Regions from separate parts of the Homo sapiens genome. Here regions 1, 3 and 4 are each linked to region 2. A link is a loop called in an ENCODE intact Hi-C map of the cell type or tissue named here. Cell type or tissue: A673. All regions are shown on one strand.

The links. A loop is a pair of places that touch in the nucleus more often than their neighbours do. Peaks named below come from ENCODE experiments on the same cell type or tissue, not always from the same donor. Only the 100,000 strongest peaks of a DNase experiment are listed, where the experiment ranks them.
Region 1: a loop joins it to region 2, with 3 times the contacts of the local background. A loop is called at or near these places in 2 of 110 quality-filtered maps.
Region 3: a loop joins it to region 2, with 2.3 times the contacts of the local background. A loop is called at or near these places in 2 of 110 quality-filtered maps.
Region 4: a loop joins it to region 2, with 2.7 times the contacts of the local background. A loop is called at or near these places in 2 of 110 quality-filtered maps.

What each region holds. Positions count from the first base shown.
Region 1 is chr19:51,659,242-51,664,241 of GRCh38, reverse strand. No RefSeq gene overlaps it. Among named protein-coding and RNA genes, the nearest start is that of SIGLEC14, 15 kb to the right of the region's middle. In A673, a CTCF peak has its summit at 3,039 (motif pointing right); a DNase peak (open chromatin) is centred at 3,071; H3K27me3 peaks cover 2,005 bases.
Region 2 is chr19:51,806,518-51,811,517 of GRCh38, reverse strand. The region is part of intron 1 of FPR3 (formyl peptide receptor 3); the gene reads right to left. It also overlaps a transcript of ZNF577 not described here. Among named protein-coding and RNA genes, the nearest start is that of FPR3, 14 kb to the right of the region's middle. In A673, CTCF peaks have their summits at 1,061 and 2,719; DNase peaks (open chromatin) are centred at 1,087, 2,727 and 4,197; H3K27ac peaks cover 385 bases.
Region 3 is chr19:51,470,181-51,475,180 of GRCh38, reverse strand. No RefSeq gene overlaps it. Among named protein-coding and RNA genes, the nearest start is that of CEACAM18, 5.9 kb to the left of the region's middle. In A673, a CTCF peak has its summit at 2,069 (motif pointing left); a DNase peak (open chromatin) is centred at 2,060; H3K27me3 peaks cover 2,664 bases.
Region 4 is chr19:51,606,042-51,611,041 of GRCh38, reverse strand. It overlaps SIGLEC5 (sialic acid binding Ig like lectin 5), which reads left to right. Exons shown (of 9, transcript NM_003830.4): 9 at 1-82. Among named protein-coding and RNA genes, the nearest start is that of LINC01530, 14 kb to the right of the region's middle. RefSeq lists an enhancer at 3,629-3,988. In A673, a CTCF peak has its summit at 2,930; a DNase peak (open chromatin) is centred at 2,901; H3K27me3 peaks cover 51 bases.

The DNA.
Region 1 (5,000 bases), 150 kb after region 2:
TGTTAAATAATCATTGTGATAGTTGGGTGCCATTGTCTTGATCCTGACTTTGTTGGAATTGGTCTCTCATTTGCATTCACGTGTTATTTCATTCATGAAACAGATTGAAATCTATGAATTCACTCCTTTACCTCTAGTTGCAATCCAGTACTACATGGGTCTTTGTAGTTTTCTGCCTTCCCATATGTGTAAATCCCTTCTCTGAGAATGAGAAACTCGTTTCCCATTAATCATGATATATTTACTCATTTGTTCAGTCAGTCTCCTGAGTGTAACTAGTCCCTCATCTCAGCCACTGCTCCTCTCCAGCATGACTGGCTCCTCATCCTGCTTGGTCCCACTTCCCACTACTGGGGTGCCCTCTGGCAAAGGACTCCACTCACCCTGTTCAAGCTCTGACACCCATAAGGGGCCATCCCTGTGTGCAAACACATGTAAGTGCCCTCCCTCCGCAGGTTCTGACACTCCCCTCTGACATCCCTGGGTAGATACCCTCCTCAATCTGCTTGGAGCTCCCCATTCCAGATGACCTCTGCGCAGCTATCTGTCTTGCTCTGCCCCACCTGTTGGCTTCAGGGTTCTATTGATCAGAAAAGGAAAAGAAGTGGTGAGGAGGAAAAAGAAAGGAAGAGGTGAGGAAAGAAGAAGAGGAGGATGGAAATGATGAAAGAGGAGAAGAAGAAGGACAAGAAGAAGGAGGAGGAGGAGGAGAAAAGAAGAATGAGGCCGGGCGCGGTGGCTCATGCTTGCAATCCCAGCACTTTGGGAGTTCAAGGCAGGCGGATCACAAGGTCAGGAGTTCAAGACTAGCTTGGCCAACATGGTGAAACCCTGTCTCTACTAAAAATACAAAATTAGCTGGGCGTGGTGGCACATGCCTGTAATCCCAGCTACTTGGGAGGCTGAAGCAGGAGAATCGCTGAACCTGAGAGGCGGAGTTTGCAGTGAGCCAAGATCATGCTACTGCATTCCAGCTTGGGTGACAGAGTGAGACTCCATCTCAAAAAAAAAAGAAGAAGAATGAGGAGGAGGAGAAGAAGAGGAAGAAGAAGAACGAGCAGGAGGAGGAAGAGAAGAAGTAGTTTTGAATATATATATATATATTTGGATTATAGATATAGATGTATATAATTTTTTTTGAGATGATGTCTCACCATGTTGTCTAGGCTGGTCTCGAACTTCTGGCCTCAAGTGATCCGCCCACTTTGGCTCCCCAAAATGCTGGGATTACAGGCGTGAGCCACTATGCCCAGCCTCTGGGTATATTTTGAATGTAGAACTGAGAGGATTTCTGACTGGATGCAGGGTGTAAGAGAAGGAAGAGTGATAAAAAAGACTCCAAGATCCTTGGTCTGAGCAGCTGGAAAATGGAGTTAACATTTACTGAGATGAGGAAGAATGTAGGAGGAGCAGGCTTGGAGTGGGTGTCCAGAGTAAGGTTTGGACACGATGAATTTGAGACGCAGAGTACATATCCAAACAGGCAATTAAATGTATGGATCTAAAGCTGCAAACTGAAGACTAGAATGAAGATGTATATTTGGGACTTATCAATGTTTGATAGTATTTAAAACCTTTGGACTGGATGAGATTGCTTTGGGAATGAGTGAAGATGCCAAAGAGTAGTGATCGTAGGACTACGTCCTGGGGTGGCGGGCAACATAATGTTTTACATAGAAGCATTTAACTGCTTTTGGCTTTGTAGATTAGGTAGACAGGTAGGTAAATATAATATATATATAAATCTAAGATTAAATATAATATATGTAAATCTAAGATTATAAATATGTAATTTTAGATTAAGCAAATAATCTTATATAAGGGAATTTTGGGGGAAAAGTTACTATATTTTATGACATGCCCTTTCGACATCTAACAAAATGATATCATAGTCTCTTTTAATCTATACACAATTTATTTTAATAGATTTTCTAATATCCAATCATCTCATTATTCTTAGGTAATATCCATTTTAACATGGCTTATTTATTTGTTTGTTTATTTATTTTTAAAGAGATATGAGTTTTTGTGTGTGTGTGCGTTTTAGCCTCCAAGACCTCAGAAAGACATGTGGTCTCGCTGTGTCACCCAGGCTGGAGTGCAGTGGCCCCAGCATAGCTCACTGCAGCCTTGAACTCCTGGGCTCAAGCAATCCTCTGACCTTAGCCTTCCGAGTAGCTGGGACTGTAGGCTGTGCCTCCACATTCAGCTGGTATTTTAAAAAAAATTACTGGAGGTTTTTATCGCTAAATTCCAAATATTTGGAATTTCCATGTCAATATTCATAGGGAGATTTGTCTATATACTTTTCCTTTTCTGTATTACCTTGTTAGGTTTTCATGTTATGTGATGCTCGCTCTGTACAAACAATTGTGAAGCTCTTTATTTTTCTCTTTCGTTTACATTATATCAGAATTGTCTGTTGATAGCTTGAAATAATTTAATATGATCCTGTCTGTGTATATTAAAATTGTCAATTGATTTAATACGTCTCTCCTTGAGAATATTTTTTTGTAATTTACATGTTCCTGAAAAATCATCAATTTATCCCGAGTTTTCTAGTTATTAGCAAGAAGTTAAATGAAGAATTCTCCTGATAATCTGACTCCTTCGGAGAACCTTCCCTTTCATTACTTCATTCTTTGATTCTTTCCCTTTCATCCTGTGCGATTTTCCTGAACTTGGACTCTGAACCACTGGCTTTTGTTTTCTGTGTGCCAAGTATTATATTTCACGCCTCTAATTCAATTTTATTTTTTCATCGTCATCATCTCCTTAATTATTTCTGCTAGATTTTCTCATTTTATTTTTATTCTGTTCTCTTACCATTGCTTATTATAATTTTACCAGAAAATTTAATTTCCTTATTAGCAGCAAGCTGCTAATCTACCATCTCTTTTGTTTCATACTATTAATTAAAATAATTTTTCAATTATTTTTATGCTATATTGTTTTTCTACTTTATTACTTGTTATTAAACTGTGTTGGCAGAGGGAGCTGGAGCATCTCAACTGGAGCTCTCCATCTCTCCGCAAGTTTCCTCTGAACAAGTGGACCTTGTCCAGCAGGGGGCACAATTGGACGTGGATTGGCTCCCGGACTCTGCTTGAGAGGGATCCACCGTGAGAAATGAAGTTAGAGAGTAAACCCTTGGCTAGAGGAATTGTTTTTTTCTTGAGAGGGGTGGGGGGGCGGGGGGGGTCTCACTATATTGTCAAGGCTGGTCTCGAACTCCTAGGCTCAAGCGATCCTGCTGCCTCAGCCTCCCAAAGCGCTGGGATTACAGGCTTGAGCCACTGCACCCAGCCTGGCTAGAGGAATATATACATATACATATACATATACATATACATATACATATACATATACATATACATATACATATACATATACACACACACACACACACACACACACACACACACACACACACACATATATATATTGAGACAGGGTCTCGCTCTGTGGCCCAGACTGGAGTGCAGTGGCGCGATCTCGGCTCACTGCAACCTCTGCCTCCCAGGTTCAAGCAATTTCAGCTAGACGAATTTTTATTTAATGGCTCAGTGCATCTGTTTTCCCAGGAATTACACAGTCGAGTCCCTACAAGAGAAAAGCAGGTATAGAAAATAAGTAGGACTGGGGTAAGATAAATAATGGGAGTGGGACATGGTGGCTTCTACCTGTAATCCCAGGGCTTTGGGAGACCGAGGCGGGAGGATCACTTGAGCCCAGGAGTTTGAGACCTGCCTGGGCAATACAGTGAGACCCCACTTCTACAAAAAATAAAAAAATTAGCCAGGCATGGTGGCACACACCAGTGGTCCCAACTACTCAAGAGGCTGAGGCGGACGGATCACTTGAGCCCAGGAGTTGGAGACTATAGTGAGCTATGATCGTGCCACCACACTCCAGCCTGGGAGACAAGAGCAAGACCTTGTCTCAAATGACAACAACAACAACAAAAAGATAAACAATGGGGCAAGATATTGACAAAGCTTTGTCAGTCTACTTGTTTTGGCCTCAGCTCAGGGGAGACCATAGCCCTTGGTGGGGAATGCAGCATAGTAAAGAGGGGCAGCTCCTGCTTCCCTGGGCTAATTGCTGTTACGTGGGCATGCAAGATAGTCAGTTATTTCAAGAGAAGTTAGGCATTCAGATTACTGGGAGAGAGCTCCAAATTTTAAACTGTGATCCATGAATTAAAAATATTTTTTAAATGGCTGGGCGCTGTGGTGGCTCACACCTGTAATTCCAGCTCTTTGGGAGGCTAAGGCAGGAAGATCGCTTGAGTCCAGGAGTTAGCTGCAATGAGCTGTGCTCGTGCCACTGCACTACAGCCTGGGCAACAGAGCGAGACTGTTTCTTAAAATAAAAAAATTAAAACACTATGTATACATTGAATACAACTATGAACTAGAATTTTATTGGTGAATGGTACTGAAGTTACTGTATTTATGTGGCATGGACTTCCAGTTATACTGAATAGTGAAAATTGAACACTTTTTCCCTAAGATCAAGAAAAACAAGGATATCTGTTATTACCACTTTATGCAACATTGTAATAAAACTACTAGCGGGTTCAATGAAGCAGGAAGAATAAGAGGCACAGTGATTGGGAAGGAAGAAGCAAAATATAATTGTTTTCAATGACAAGATAACGTACATAGAAAATCCAAAATATCCTCTAATTGGATATAACTATGAGAATTTAGCGGAGCAGCTGCATCCAAAGTCAACATACAGAAATCACTTCTATATCTCTGGTAGCAACTATCAGAAAATTAAACTTAAGATACAGTATCTTTTAAAATAGCACCTCAAATCACAGTATTCTTAAAAGTGAAACTAACAAAATGGTTCCAAGACCACTACACTGAAAGCTGGAGCACATTGTTGAGAGGAATTAACATCCTGAATAATGGCAAGCTACACCATGCTGATGAGTTAGAACATTTGATAATTTTTTTTAATTTTTATTTAATTTTTTATTTTTTGAG
Region 2 (5,000 bases):
CGCAAATGGGGACCCTGGGATGAGTCAGCTGGCAGCGCACATGAGGTCAGCGCCTAAAGAGGTACTGGGATCAGTTCCTTAAAGAAGTACTGGGAATGGGAAGTTTTCTGAATCACGGTAACATGGGGCAGAATTCGTCTACTGAAAAAAATAATTATGTGCAGTTGCTTAGAGTTCTGTTGAAACAAACTGGTGCTCAGGTTAGTTCTCAGACATTAACTTAGCTGCTGCAGGAGGTTATTACACATAACCCATGGTTTCCACAGGCAGCACCCTTGATGTGGAAAATTGGGACAGAGCAGAAGGATTAAAATGGGCTCATCAAAAAGGTCTTAAAATTGATCCTTCTGTTTTCTCCACTTGGAGTTTAGTTCATACTGTACTTCTGCCATTATCTCCTTATTATTCTGTGGGACAACAGGCTGAATCTAAAAATCTGAAAGAATCTGTTGTCCCACTCACAGCTCCAGATGAAAATAAAAAACAGGAGAGGGAGGATAAAAATTGGCCTATACAGCCTCCTCCAGTTGCAGAAACATCTGTATTGCCTCCTTTGGTAGCAGAACTAGAGACCCCAATACAAAGAATTTTATGCTCTGCTGCCATAGCTGGAGAGCCCCTAGGACCTTGCACTTTTCCTATTTCCATAAGGCCTGATCCCAACAATCCACAGCAGGTTATTCATGAACACACCCCACTAGAGTAAGTTGTTGAAGGAATTAAAAGCGAGAGTGGTAAATAATGGCATACAGAGCCGGTTGACCTTAGGATTGCTAGAATCTGTGTTTGGTGCTATGCGTTTTTTACCCTTTGATGTGAGACACTTGATGCGAACTTGCTTGTCCACTAGTGCATATCTGACATGGAATTTAAATTGGCAAGAAATGTGTGCAGACCAGGCTAAACAGAACCATGTTGCTGGACACGGAGACATTACAGAGGATATGCTATTAGGTAATGGCCCTTATTCAGACCTGGAAAGTCAAATGGCACTCCCAGACGCTGCTTATCAGCAGTGTGCACAGGCTGTTAAATGCACCTGGGCCGCAATTCCTGAAGAGGGAGTCCCAGTACAATCCTTTTTACATATGCAAGGGTCACAGGAACCCTATGTGCAATTTCTTACAAGATCACAAGAGGCAGTGAAGCGTCAGATTCCTCATACCACGGCTGCAGAAATGCTAACCTTAACTCTAGCTTTTGAGGATGCAAACGCGGATTGTAAACATGCACTGGCACTGGTGAGGTGTATAAAAAACTTGGGAAGTTTTCTCAGAGCTTGTCAAGATGTAGGAACTGAGCTTCATCACTTTGCAATATTAGCGCAAGCAGTGGCTAATTTAGCAGTTGACAAATCTAAAAGGAGCCAAGGGTCAAACCCTAAAGTGGGAAAATGTTATAATTGTGAAAAACCTGGACATTTTAAAAAGGAATGCCGCCAGATCTCAGTACAGAAAGGACCTTACAATGCAGTGCCCCACCCAGTGGAAAAAATGCCAGGACTTTGTCCTTGCGTAACAGAGGAAATAACTGGGCTAATCAGTGCCGCTCAAAATTTCATCAGAATGGCACCCCCCTGCTGGGAAATGAGATGGGGGCCTGGACCCAGGCCCCACAAACAATGAGGGCATTCCCAGTCCAGACCTCAACCCCGTTCCAGGCATGGGTTCCCAGAGGCACATTGATTCCCTCACCCCAGGAACACAAGGAGTGCAGGATTAGATCTCCCAGTCAAAGAATGGGTAATGTTAGTTGGGGCAGACAAACCCATCAAAGTTCCCACTGATATTTGGGGACCTTTATCAGCAGGATATGTGAAACTAATTTTAGGCAAAATCTGCCTTAACTTACAGGGCATTACTGTAGTCCCAGAAGTTGTTGACTCTGATTATGAAGGAGAAATTCAAGTAGTTTTAATGTCACAAGATCTTTGGGTTTTGAGCTGGGACAATATACTGCTCAATTATTGCTTATTCCCTGCAAATCACACCCTTCTCCATGAAAGGAGAAATGAGAAAATAAAGAGGTTGGGAGCACAACTACATGAGAAATCTATCTATCCCAACCCATAGCCTCTAATAGACCTACCTGTGTAGTACACATTAAAGGAAAGAAATTTTATGGGCTTATGGATACGGGAGCTGATGTGTCAGTCATATCTAAAGACAGTTGGCCCCCATCCTGGCCCTTGCAATTAACTTCTACATCCCTAGTGGGAGTAGGAACAGCTCAAAGTGTTCAACAGAGCACTGAGATTTTACCTTGTCTTGGTCCAGATGGACAGTCATGTACTTTTCAGTCTTATGTTGAAAATATAGCTATCAATTTATGGGGTTGAGACTTACTTATAACATGGAATATGAGACTTACAAATGAAAACTTTGATAACCCAGGATTTAAAATGTTGAAGAACATGAGATATCAGAGGGGAAAATGTTTAGGAAAATTTCTTCAAGGAAATCCTAACCCAATATCAGTAACTGGAAAAACAGATAGAAAAGGGCTAGGACGTCAGGATTTCTGACGAGGGTCATTGATATTTCTCCTCTGCCCACTGCCTCACTATTAGAATGGCTCAGTGACAAACCCGTGTGGGTGGATCAATGGCCCCTATCTCAGGAGAACCTGATGCAACTTCAGCAGCTAGTAAAAGAACAATGGGATGCCGGACACATAAGCTTGGAATTCTCCAGTGTTTGTTTTTCCAAAAAAGTCCGGAAGATGGCGACTACTACATGATTTAAGAGCTATTCATGTACACATAAAACTGATGGGTGCCTTACAAAAACTTTCACCATCTCCAGCGGCTATTCCAAGAGACTGGCCTCTTGTAGTAATAGATCTTAAGGATTGTTTCTTTACTACACCCTTACACGAGAAGGATAAGCCTTGATTTGCATTCTCTGTGCCTTCTATTAATCAAAGAGAACCTGTTTCTCATTATCAATGGAGAGTTTTACCCCAAGGCATGCTTAACAGTCTTACGCTATGTCAGCATTTTGTAGGACAGGCATTAAAGAAGCCTCGGAATATGTTTCCTACTGCTTACATCATTCATTATATGGATGATATTCTTTTGGCTGCTCCTACAGATCAAAACCTACATCAGTTATTCAGAGAAACAAAGCAGGCTTTGACTAAATGGAATCTCAAAATAGCTCTAGAAAAGGTACAAACAACTTCCCCATACCAATACTTAGGAACTATTGTTACAGAGAGAAGTGTATGGACTCAGAAAGTAGTTCTCCATAAAGACAGGTTATAGACTTTAAATGATTTTCAGCAGTTATTAGGAGATATTAATTGGCCATGACCGATGTTAGGTATTGCTACCTATCAACTTACACATATTTACCAAACCCTGCACGGAGATTCTTTAAATTCCCTGCAGCAACTAACTAAAGAGGCAGAAGCCAAATTACAGCTTGTAGAGCAAATGTTACAGCAGAGACATGCCTCATGGCTACAACCACAAAAACCTTTGCTTTTGTTTATTCTTCCTACCCCCTACTCTCCAACAGGACTTTTGGGCCAGTTTATAGACTAGTCTGTAACAGTAATAGAATGGTTCTTTCTATCTAATCAAACAGTCAAAACCTTGCAAGTTTATCTTTCTTTAATTACACAAATTGTGACTATGGGCAGGCATAGGTCACAAATGCTTACAGGATATGATCCTGACAAAATTATTGTTCCTTTAGACTCTCAGCAACAAGCTGCAGCTTGGGAAATGTCGACTGCCTGGCAAACTGCTTTCGCAGACTTCATGGGCGTGATAGATAACCACTACTCTCAGACAAAATTTTACAGTTTTATAAAATCCATTCTTTCATTCTTCCTGTGATTACTCATCACAAACCTATTCCAGGTGGACAGACTTATTTTACTGATGGCTCTTCCAAAGGTCATGCTGCCATCTATGGACTAAAACATACTCAAACAATAAGGATCTCTGGGGTTTCAGGTCAATGCTCAGAGCTAGTTGCAGTCAGCTGTGAGGTTTTACAGCTCACAGCTTCAGATCCTATCAACTGCAGGGACCCGAAGGCCCATGGGACGTGACCAACTCAGCATTCCACTGGAGGCTATATGATCAAACAGCAAACTGTTTATCATGAATGCAGGATGTGGCAAACTCACACTGCGCTGCCACCAAAAGGTTTGTGGAGGGCCTCACTCCCTGGCTCCTTGAAGTTATCTATTGAGAGTTATCTATTGAGAAATCTAGCGCCTACTGTTTTAAGAATGCAGTCTTGCAAGCCTGCTGTGAATCAGGCTGCTAGCCAGCAACCACCCCCCCCACTTCCTGCTATCTCTTTTGCCTGATAAATACGGAGGGCTGTGTAAAGCTCAGGGCCATTGTCCACTAGAGGCAAGCTGCCCCCTGACCGCTTCTTCCAAATATACTCTTTTATCTCTTGTCTTTTATTCCCACGCTCGTCCCCTTTGTTCAGTCCATCAGGGATCGTGGCAGGCTACAATCAACATTGTCAACCATAAAGACAGGTTACAGACTTTAAATGATTTTCAGCAATTATTAGGAGATATTAATTGGCTACGCCCGATGTTAGGTATTGCTACCTATCAACTTACACATCTTTACCAAACCCTGCAAGGAGATTCTTCTTGTTCAGCTTATGTTGTAAATTTAGCCATTCGCATAGAAACTGCTACAGTTAAAAGTACGCTAGACCCAGAACTGCTTAATTTGTTTCACTTATTCTCATATGCTGCATGGTACATGCCAAACAGGTGAGACAGCTGGTCATGTACAGCGACATTGTCTGTCATCATTTGCTCATATGGGAATACCTAAACAATTAAAAATTGACAATGGACCTGCTTATACTAGTCATGCTTTTCAAAATTTCCTACAGCTTTGGGCTATAACCCATAAAACAGGAATTCCTTATAATCCTAGAGGACAAGGCATTATAGAATGGGCACATCAAACATTACAACGAATGTTGAAAAGACAAAAAGGGGGTATAGGAGGCCAA
Region 3 (5,000 bases), 340 kb after region 2:
TATGACTAATGGTAGGGACTTTGGGTCACTGTTGTCAGCTCTATCTCTAGAGCAGCTGAAGCTAAGATCAGCCATGTGAACAGCCATCCATATCTACATGGCAAAGCCACAATAAAAACCCTGGGCATCAAGGCTTAGGTGAGTGTCCCTGGTTGGTGACACTCTATGCATGTTGTCACACGTCATGTAAGGAGGAATTACTGCTGTCTGTGATTGTACTGGGAGGGGACAACTGGAAACTACACATTTGGAATTCACTGGACCCTGCCCCATGCTCTTCTCCCCTTGGCTGACTTTAATCTGTATCCTTTTGCTGTAATGAGACATAACATGAGAATAAGAGCTTTCAGTGAGTTCTGTGAGTCCTACTTGTGAACTGTCGAAACTGAAGGTGATCAGGGGACCCCTGAGTGTGAAGCTGGAGTTAGAAGTGAGGATGGTCTTGTGCACTGCCCCCAAATTACTGAGGACTGCTGGGTCAAAGGCTGTACAGGCTGTTTGAGGAAAGACCATGGTTAAGAGGGGGGATTCCTGGTCACACTGTCTGGTTTGAACCTAATGCTGCCACTTACCTGCCACGTGATCTCAGTTAAGTTTCCTATCTCCGCTAAGCTTTGCTTTCTACACCTGTAAAATGGGGACATTACCTTAGAAAATTAACACAGAAACAGAAAACCAATGCCGCATGTTCTCACTTATAAGTGGCAGTTAAAAGAGGAGAACACTTGGACACATAGAGGGGAACATCAGACACTGGGGCCTCCTTGAGGGTGGACAGTAAGAGGAGGGAGAGGAGCAGAAAAAATAGCTATTGGGTACTAGGCATAGTACCTGGGTAATGAAATAATCTGTACAAAAAACTTCCATGACACAAGTTTACCTATATAACAAATCTGCACGTGTACCCCGAACCTAAAATAAAGGTTAAGAAATAAAAAATTTAAATAAATTTAAAAGAATCTTAGGGTCTACAACTACTATGTACCCACAAAAATTAAAAAGAAAAAGAAATTGTTTTTAATAGGGATGTAAAATGTTTCCTCTTCATAGGGCTGTTCAGAAAAAACTACAGAAGAAAGTGTAGAACGTAGAATCCTTCTTAGCTGGGTTCTCATGTCTGAGGTCCTTATTACTAAGGAAAAAGAGAGAGTGGATACTGAGAGGAGACCAGCAACCACAGCCACAGAGAGCGTCCGATCAGCTCCATTTGGCTGCACCAACATGAAGCATTCCTTTTAGACACAGCATTGTGCCATGTCCCTGAAGAAACATGTACCTCCCTCCATCTAGACTGTGCATGGTCAGTGATGCCTAGTCTGAACAATCAGGATGAAGATGGCAGAACTGGTTTCATTCAGAGCCCATGGCATGACCCTTACTGTCTCATGCAACGACACCCTCATGAGGACCCTGCTGTTAGGAGAGGAGTGCAGGTTTGGAGGGTGCCTTGAGCTTCAAAGACTCACTCTCATTCCCTTAAGCAGACCCCAGAGCTAGACCTGACCCATCCCATCCGGGATCCCCCATAACTTGGAGAATTTCTTCTGAAACCCTGTCTCTCCAGTCAGGAGTGGCAGCATCCACTGCTCACCTATGGACAGGAAGCAGCCTGGGGAGCAGACCCAAGAGGCCCCTCAGTCTATTTCTGGAGCCCAGCTTTGTACCTTTTTATTAAGAGAGCAGAACGTCATAGTCCCTCCCAGGGCAAAGTTCTGCCTGGCACAGCCAGAGCGAATGCTAATGAACAGCCACTCCTTCCTGTCTATCTATCTTGGAGATCACAAAAAATGTTAAGTTGGGATCTCTGAGGCGCTGTACATAAGGTGGGTTTCTCACAGCCCCCTACTCTGGTTTTTGCCACAAGAGGTAGCTGTTATAACTTAATGTTATTTGTAATGTTATTGTTATTGTTAATGTCATTCTTGTTATTTTCCATCTCACTCCCATCTTTGGAAGCTGACTGGAGGCTCCTGCCTCTCACCCTCTCTATCCACTTCTTACTCCTATCCACAGGAGGTTGTACAAAGATTAGGGTGGATGCATCGCACAACTCTATGGCTCCCCCTGGTGGTGAGATGCATTTGAGGTGATGGGTTTGCCCAGACACCGCCGCCTTCTGTGTACATCAAATCTCCATCTGTTCCTCTCCCAGCAAGACACTTCTGATTGGATTTAAGGATCAACTCGATAATTCAGGATGAGCTACACTGGTCAAAAGCCTCTATATTATATACATACAATGAAATACCTTAAAAAGAAGGAGATTCTGACACGTGTTGCAACTTAGATGAAGCTTGGAGACACTATGCCACATGAAATTAGCCAGTCACAAAAGTTACCAATACTGTATGATTCCACTTATAGGAGGTATCTAGAATAGGCAAATTCATAGACAGAAAGTAGAAAGTTGGCTGCCGTGGGCTGGGAGCAGGACGGAATAGGGAGTTATCTTTCAGTGGGTACAGAGTTTCAATTTGGCAAGATGAAGACATTTCTGGAGATCAATGGTTGATAATTGCATAAGAGTGTGAAAGTACTTAATGCCACTTACCTGTGCACTGAAAAATGATTAAAATGGTAATTTTTGTTATGTGTATTTTAAGACGGATTTTAAAAAGCACTAAAGATTTGATCAGCCTCCTCATCAAAGAAGAAAAACTCATGGCAAATAATCACATGAATGGAAACATTCCCAACGCCATTTGCTCTTATGAAATCGTGGATTAGAACTAGAATGAGGTGGCAGTACATACCTATTAGAATGGCTACAAAACCAAACCAAAAGAAAAATAAATTTTACACATTCCTGATAATACCAAATATTAATGAGAATGTAGAGCAACCAGAACTCACATGTTTTGCTGGTGGGGATATGAAGTGGCACTCACACTTTGGAGAACACTTTGACAATTTCTTTTTCTTTTTCTTTTTTTAGACAGAGTCTCACTGTGTCGCCCAGGCTGAAGTGCAGTGGCACGATCTCGGCTCACTGCAGCCTCCGTCTCCCAGTTTCAAGCGATTCACCTGCCTCAGTCTCCTGAGTAGCTGGGATAGCAGGCACCCACCACACCTAGCTAATTTTTGTATTTTTAGTAGAGATGGGGTCTCGCCATGTTGGCCAGGCTGGTCTTGAACTCCTGACCTCAAATGATCCACCCGCCTCAGCCTCCCAAAGTTCTGGGATTACAGGCGTGAGCCACCGCACCCAGCTGCGATTTCTTATAACTTACACATGTGACTAAGCACCCAACTCCTAGGTATTTATGCAAGAGAAAAAAAAACTAGTGTCCACACACAGAAATCTGCATGGGAATATTTGTACTAGCTTTATATTATATTCACCAAAACCTGGAAACATTCTGAGTATCTGTCAAACAGTGAATATATACAAAATGGGGGATCTGTGGAAAACAATGAAGTATGAGTCAGCAATTTAAAAACAAAAACAAATTATTCATATATATACCCAATCACATAGCTGAGTCTCAAATGCATTACACCGAGTGAATGAATCCAAGGAATCCAAGCCATATTCTTAACTTTAAAATAACTTACAACAAGGTATTATATTACTTATTAAAACCTCAATTATTTATATAGTAAGTGAAGATACAAATAGCTCTCCATGTTAATAAGGACAAATGAGCATTTATCTAGATAATACTGTAATAAATATTTTACTAATATATGGTGCCAAATAGTATTATGTCCTAGATTTCAAGAGTTCGTTGGATGCATACGATACAGAGTGAGATGGAAAATCACGTAGCTGAACCTAAAATTGCTTTTTATCCATTAAGTTTTTTATTTTGATTTTTATTTATTTATTTATTTTGAAACTTAAAGGTATTGGCCAGGACATTTAACTGTGTGACTGTCAGGAAGGTCACACCCGGGTATAGTCAGATATGTGTCATATGATTTAGCGAGGCAAATTTCCAAATCCTCAGATAAGAGAACAGCATGACCACATTGTCTGAGACTCTTCATAGACAAGAGGGAGGAAGAGGATTAGGAAACACCAGAAAAACTAAATTCCAACAAGACAATTATAAATGCATGTCAATGCCCAAACAAGCAACTCATGAAAGAAAAATAGAGACCGGACGCGGTGGCTCACACCTGTAGTCCTAGCACTTTGGGAGGACGAGGTGGGCGGATCACCTGAGGTCGGGAGTTCGAGACCAGCCTGACCAACATGGAGAAACCCTGTCTCTACTAAAAATACAAAATTAGCCAGGCATGGTGGCGCATGCTTGTAATCCCAGCTACTCAGGAGGCTGAGGCAGGAGAATTGCTTGAACCTGGGATGCAGAGGTTGTGGTGAGCCGAGATCGTGCCATTGCACTCCAGCCTGGGCAACAAGAGCAAAACTTCATCTCAAAAAAAAAAAAAAAAAAAAAAGTAAAGAAAAAAGAAAAGAAAAATACAAATAGCCATAAACATGAAAAATGGAACCTAAAATTTTAATTTTGTCTGTATACTCATGTTGTCTGAAAATATTATGTCTTATGAGCCTCATTTAACTGTGAGCAGCATATTTTTACATGAAAGGAAATGCTAATCTCTATGAAGAGGACCTCAAATAAATCACTTCTGTCCACACTACACAGAATGGCAACATCCATGGAAAAGAAGTTTCTTCTGCACTGCAGTCCATAGAATATGTGTCCTTCCTTTTGGTTTACAAGAAGATCCTGCATGGTTCTTATTCTGAAGATGTCATTCAAATTTTGTAAATCAGCATACCAGTTGTCAGGGAAAAAAATTCAGTACTCAAGTTTTTTTAAAATACCTAGTATTGGCCGGGCGTGGTGGCTCATGCCTGTGGTCCCAGCACTTTGGTAGGCCGAGGCAGGTGGATCATGAGGTCAGGAGTTCGAGACGAGCCTGACCAACATGGTGAAACCCCATTTCTACTTAAAAAAAAATACAAAAATTAGCTGGGTGTGGTGGCAGACACCTGTAATCCCAGCTACTCAGGAGCTACTCAGGAGGCT
Region 4 (5,000 bases), 200 kb after region 2:
TGACTACTGTTTTGGTTATGACAGGTTAGATAATTTTGATCAAGCCTTGTGTTGAAAATAATAAAATCTTTTGGGGAAAAAATGAGTAGAAAAAGAATCCTTCCCTTAAATAGTATAGAATGCCTGAAAAGAAAATGGAAACTTAGGCCAAAATTCTGGGGAAAGGCTGAACCCAGAGAAGTAAGCAGAATCACTAAGCCAAAATTCCCAGGGGCATTTGCTCATATTGAAAAAGGAAGCTTTGGTTCTTTGGTCTTGCATGTGGCTCTGGAAATGAAGGTTAAGTCTGTGGCCCAGCGAAAGGTTGCAAATGTCAAAAGAGACCATCCCTACATTGGGTTTGTGTCAAGGTAAGGCTGAATCAAAACTGAAGACAAGGAAAAAAATCTGAACAGCTACCAGAGAAAAAGGATCACCTTCAAAAGAAAAGTCATTTAATTGACAACTGAATTATCAGTAGCAACCTGGAGAGTAGAAGAAGGCAAATACTATTTCTAACATCAATTTGCAATCTATACTCAGTAAAGTCAACTCAAAAATGAGAAAGCAATAATGATCTTTCAGAGCAAGTAAATGGGGGAGCTTTAATAAAAACAAAAGATAGTTTAGAATTCCTGACAATCACAATAGTTAAGTACCAAGGTAAGTGTATTTTACATGTCCCAATATCCATATATTATCCAGGAGGAGAGAGAGGTTTTCATTTACTAAAGACTTTGATAGGTTAATAAGGCATGCTGTAAATTTTTCTCATGACGGCTAAAAGAACAGAATCATAATATATAACTTTCAACCTAGTGATCACTAAAGGTATACTATTAAAAACTTAGTAAACCAGCCAGGCGCAGTGGCTCACACCTGTAATCCTAGCACTTCGAGAGGCCGAGGGGTGGAGAATCACTTGAGCCCAGGAGTTCAAGAATAGCCTAGGCAACATGGCAAAACACACCTCTACAAAAAAGTACAAAAAATTTAGCCAGGCATGGTAGCATATGCCTGTAGTCCCAGCTACTTGGGAGGCCGAGACAGGAGGATCACCTGAGCCCGGAAGGTGGAGACTGCAGTAAGCCGAGTGATAGAGTGAGACCTTGTCTCAAAAAACAAACAAAAAGCCAAACAACAACAAAATTACTTAGTAAACAAAACAAACAAACAAAACGGAGAAATAAAGTAATGTAGAATTGGTGACACATACAGAAAACAAAATATAACATGGGATATTTATGTTAAATATAATTGGATAAATGCTTCAGTTTAAAACAGAGTCCACTTGGATGGATTCCAAGTATATGATCTTTACAACATATACACGTAAAGTACAAGGATAGAGAAGGCCAAAAGTGAAAGTATATTATGCCGACATTAATAAAAGGAAAGCTAGTGCAGTCCTATTTGGCCATACAAAATACACATTACCACATTGTTCCATTTGTGTGAATGTTTAAAGCAATTATTCTTGCTTAAAAATATATACACAGGTATTATGCTTATGGGCAAAGGCAGGGAAAAGGATAATCCCAAATATCAGCAAGGTGGTACTCATAAGAAGGTCAGGGAGGGTGGGAAACAAAGAGGGGTTCTAAGATTCCTGGGGTGCCCGCATGTTCTATTTCTCAGCATAACAGATGATCACACAATGTGAATGGTAAGTATATTTCTGATAACACAAACATGGAAAAATATTGCAAGCTAGGAAATGTCTGATCTTCTGATAGTCATCTTTTCTTAAATTTTTTGAAGAAAAAATAATTTTCTTTAAGGAGATTATGACAAAAAGTTAATAAAAACTCATCCTTCTTACCAAAAATCTTGATAGATTTGACAACATCACAGTGGAAAATATCACCAGGCTCAGTGGCTCATGCCTGTAATCCCAGCACTTTGGGAGAGTGAGGCAGGAGGATCACTTGAGCCCAGGTGTTTGGAACGAGTCTGGCAATGTAGTGAGACCCTGTCTCTACAAAAAGAAAAAAAAGTTAGTGGGCATGGAAGCACACACCTGTGGTCCTAGCTACTTGGAAGGCTGAGATGGGATGATCGCTTGAGCCCAGGAGTTCAAGAAGAGCCTGGGCAACATAGTAAGAACCCATCTCTACAAAAAATAAACAAAAATGAGTTGGGCATGGTGGCAGGTGCCTGTGGTCCCAGCTACTCAGGAGGCTGAGATGGGAGGATCACTTGTGCCCTGGAGGTTGAGACTGCAGTGAGCTGAGATCATGACACTGCAGTCCAGCATGGGTGACAGAGTGAGACTTTGTCTCAAAAAAAAAAAAAAAGAAAAAAAATATACACACACACACACACACACACACACACACATATATATATGCACCAATAATGTGAGACCCCATGAAATCGCGTATACATCCAGTCTCTGTTTCCCACTCTGTCAAATGAGAATTATTAACCAAACCTCTCTTAGGTTGGTTATGAAGATTAAATGAGGCATATATAGAAAAGCACAGCCCTGAGTCTGGAACTTGGGGAGCTTCAGTGAATGTCCATCTCTTTCCTAAACCCTTATCCGAGAGGAGATCCAGGCACGGACTTGCTACTTAAAGCGTGGTCCAAGAGCCAGCAACATCAGCATAATCTGGAACTTCAGAAAAATACCTTGTTCTTCCCTGTCCCTTAGCCAGGCCGGTACTACAATTCAAAAGAATGATCCTTAGCTCAACAAGAGGAGTGAGAGGAAAAGCACAGCGATAAGTCTCTTTCCCTGGCCTCTCCTTCCCAAAAGGGACCCAGCCTTTTCGAAGCCTCTCTGACTTAGGTGCCCCGCTGGCCTACAGCTCAGAACCGTGTGCTTGTAAATTCGTGTCCATGGCAGAGTTGGGAGTTTCCTGAACTCAGAGCACAGTTGTGGTGCAGAACCATGGACAGCGCCAACCCTGGGCTAGTTGTTCCCCAAATCGGGCATGGCGGGTGGAGCGCCCCCTGGGAGCAGAACTCTGTCCTGTCTCAAATGCAGAGGTAAGAAGGTTGGAAAGCAGAGTTGGTTACATTCTGTGCTGCAGGACAGAGGTGCTGGTCAGAGGACATTCAAACTCCTCCTCAGTCTTCTTCTGAAGTCCCCCTCATTTTAGGGAAGAGAAGACTTAACTTCAGAGAGATGGTGCATTTCTCACAGGCCACTGGGATCCTTGCCTCTCTGGGCTGACTCTGCCCTCACTCCTTCCAGGAAACCTTCTATGTGGTAGGCTCCATCTCTTCCTCCCTTCCTTTTCCAGTGAGTTGATAATTTGCTCTTGCTTTGAATCCCTTATTTGTCCTGTCATGGTGTTCTGAAAAACAGAACATGATATGTGATCCTTTTCCATACCTGACTCTGTGCCAAATCCTGAATCAGCTCAAATGAAGGAATGAAGGATCTATTAGAAGGCTGGTTGTGAAGTTATATTTGGAGCTGAGGGGTCACAGAAATAAATTCTAAGTTTTCCTTCATTCTACATGAATAGTAAGTGTTTAGACTAGGAAAAGGATCCTGGGGCCTCAGTGGACCACAGGATGGAGAGAGTTGTCATGAAGGGCAGAACAGGCAAGGCAATGTCAGGGTAAAATGGATGTGCGTTAAGGAGGGAGAGATCTGATAAATACTGTGAAGATGGGAGGCCCATAGGGCTGGAGGAACTGTCAAGAAGTCAAAACTCACACTGAAGGTGTGAGTGAAGGGCTTATCAGAAACCTGAGAATAAGCGAGGAGACATACAAAAATTCAGTGACTTTCTGAACTCAAATTGACACCAGAAAAACCACAAACATCACAGTCGAGTGTGAAGCTGGAGCCAGGGCCTCAGTTCTGAGTCACCGTCTCTGACCATGAAGGGCCCCCCTTGCAGGTGAGTTTCAGTTCCACCTTCTCGTGACTTCTTGTGTGATGGGTGGAGGGGCAGAAGATTCAGTTTCAGGGCTCCTACACTCTTCTGCTCTGAGAGAGATCTCCGAGTTCCAAGTGAACAGAGAAGAGGTGGGGCATGCCCCATTCATTTTCTGAGGAGAGGTAGGAATGGATGCCTGGAGGAGGCAACATCTGAGTGAGGAATGAGATGGCAGGGGGCACTGAACAGGTTATCAGTAGGCCTGGGGTAAAAGGAGGTCAGCTTTCACTTCCCTGGTAGTTGTTTGAGGGAAGAGGACTCCTAACAGAGAGAGGAACTTGGAGCAGCTCAATCCAGGAAAAGTCTCTAGCTGTGCTCTTTCTGTAGCTGCCTTGATCTCCAGGTAGAAGAGACTCATCAGGCGATGTCAGGAGTCCCAGACTCACCCCCCTCCAAACCCAAGATGCTGCTGTTGCCCCTGCTGTGCAGGTGCAGGGACAAGAGGATTGCAGGAAATGTGACTTCACAGAAGGTCCTTCGTCATCATTTTGGGGTACAGCTTGGAGAAATATGCAGGATAGAAGCTGCAGGTCTGAGATTTGAAGATGTGGTACAGGACAAACTGCCTCTGTATTCTCATGCTTTGATCTCTCATCTTGAAATTTTTGTGTTTACTCTAGAAGAGCCTATGTCTTTTGGTTTGTGGAAGAGGTCAACATTTCCATTTCCATGATCCTCCTATTTCCACAAATAGACCAGGTCAAAAGCTGCAGAAGAGACACCAAGAACCGTAGGCTGATTCCACCTCCTTGGGGACCTTCACTGAGCAACAGAGATGCCAAGAAGGAGGGGAGCATGACATTTTTCCCTCATGAGGAGAAGACTTTTAGTGAGATATTGTCACAAATAGAAAACATAACCTCTAAATGTGAAAGGTAGAGTACTACTCTACTTACAGAGAGCTTAGGTGTTCCCGTGTCCCATATCTGAGCACCTCTCATCCTTGAGGGCCAGTTGCGAGTTTGGAGGCCTCAGAGAAGGTAGATTTGCCATTGCCTTCTTCTTTCACATTTTAGACTCTGTTATGTTTGGTACTGGAGGATCCAGGTGAGGATGGCCCCCTTCCAGAACCAATAGCCACGAACTGGATCTGGGTCCATCTGGGGATCCTGGAGTGAGAAA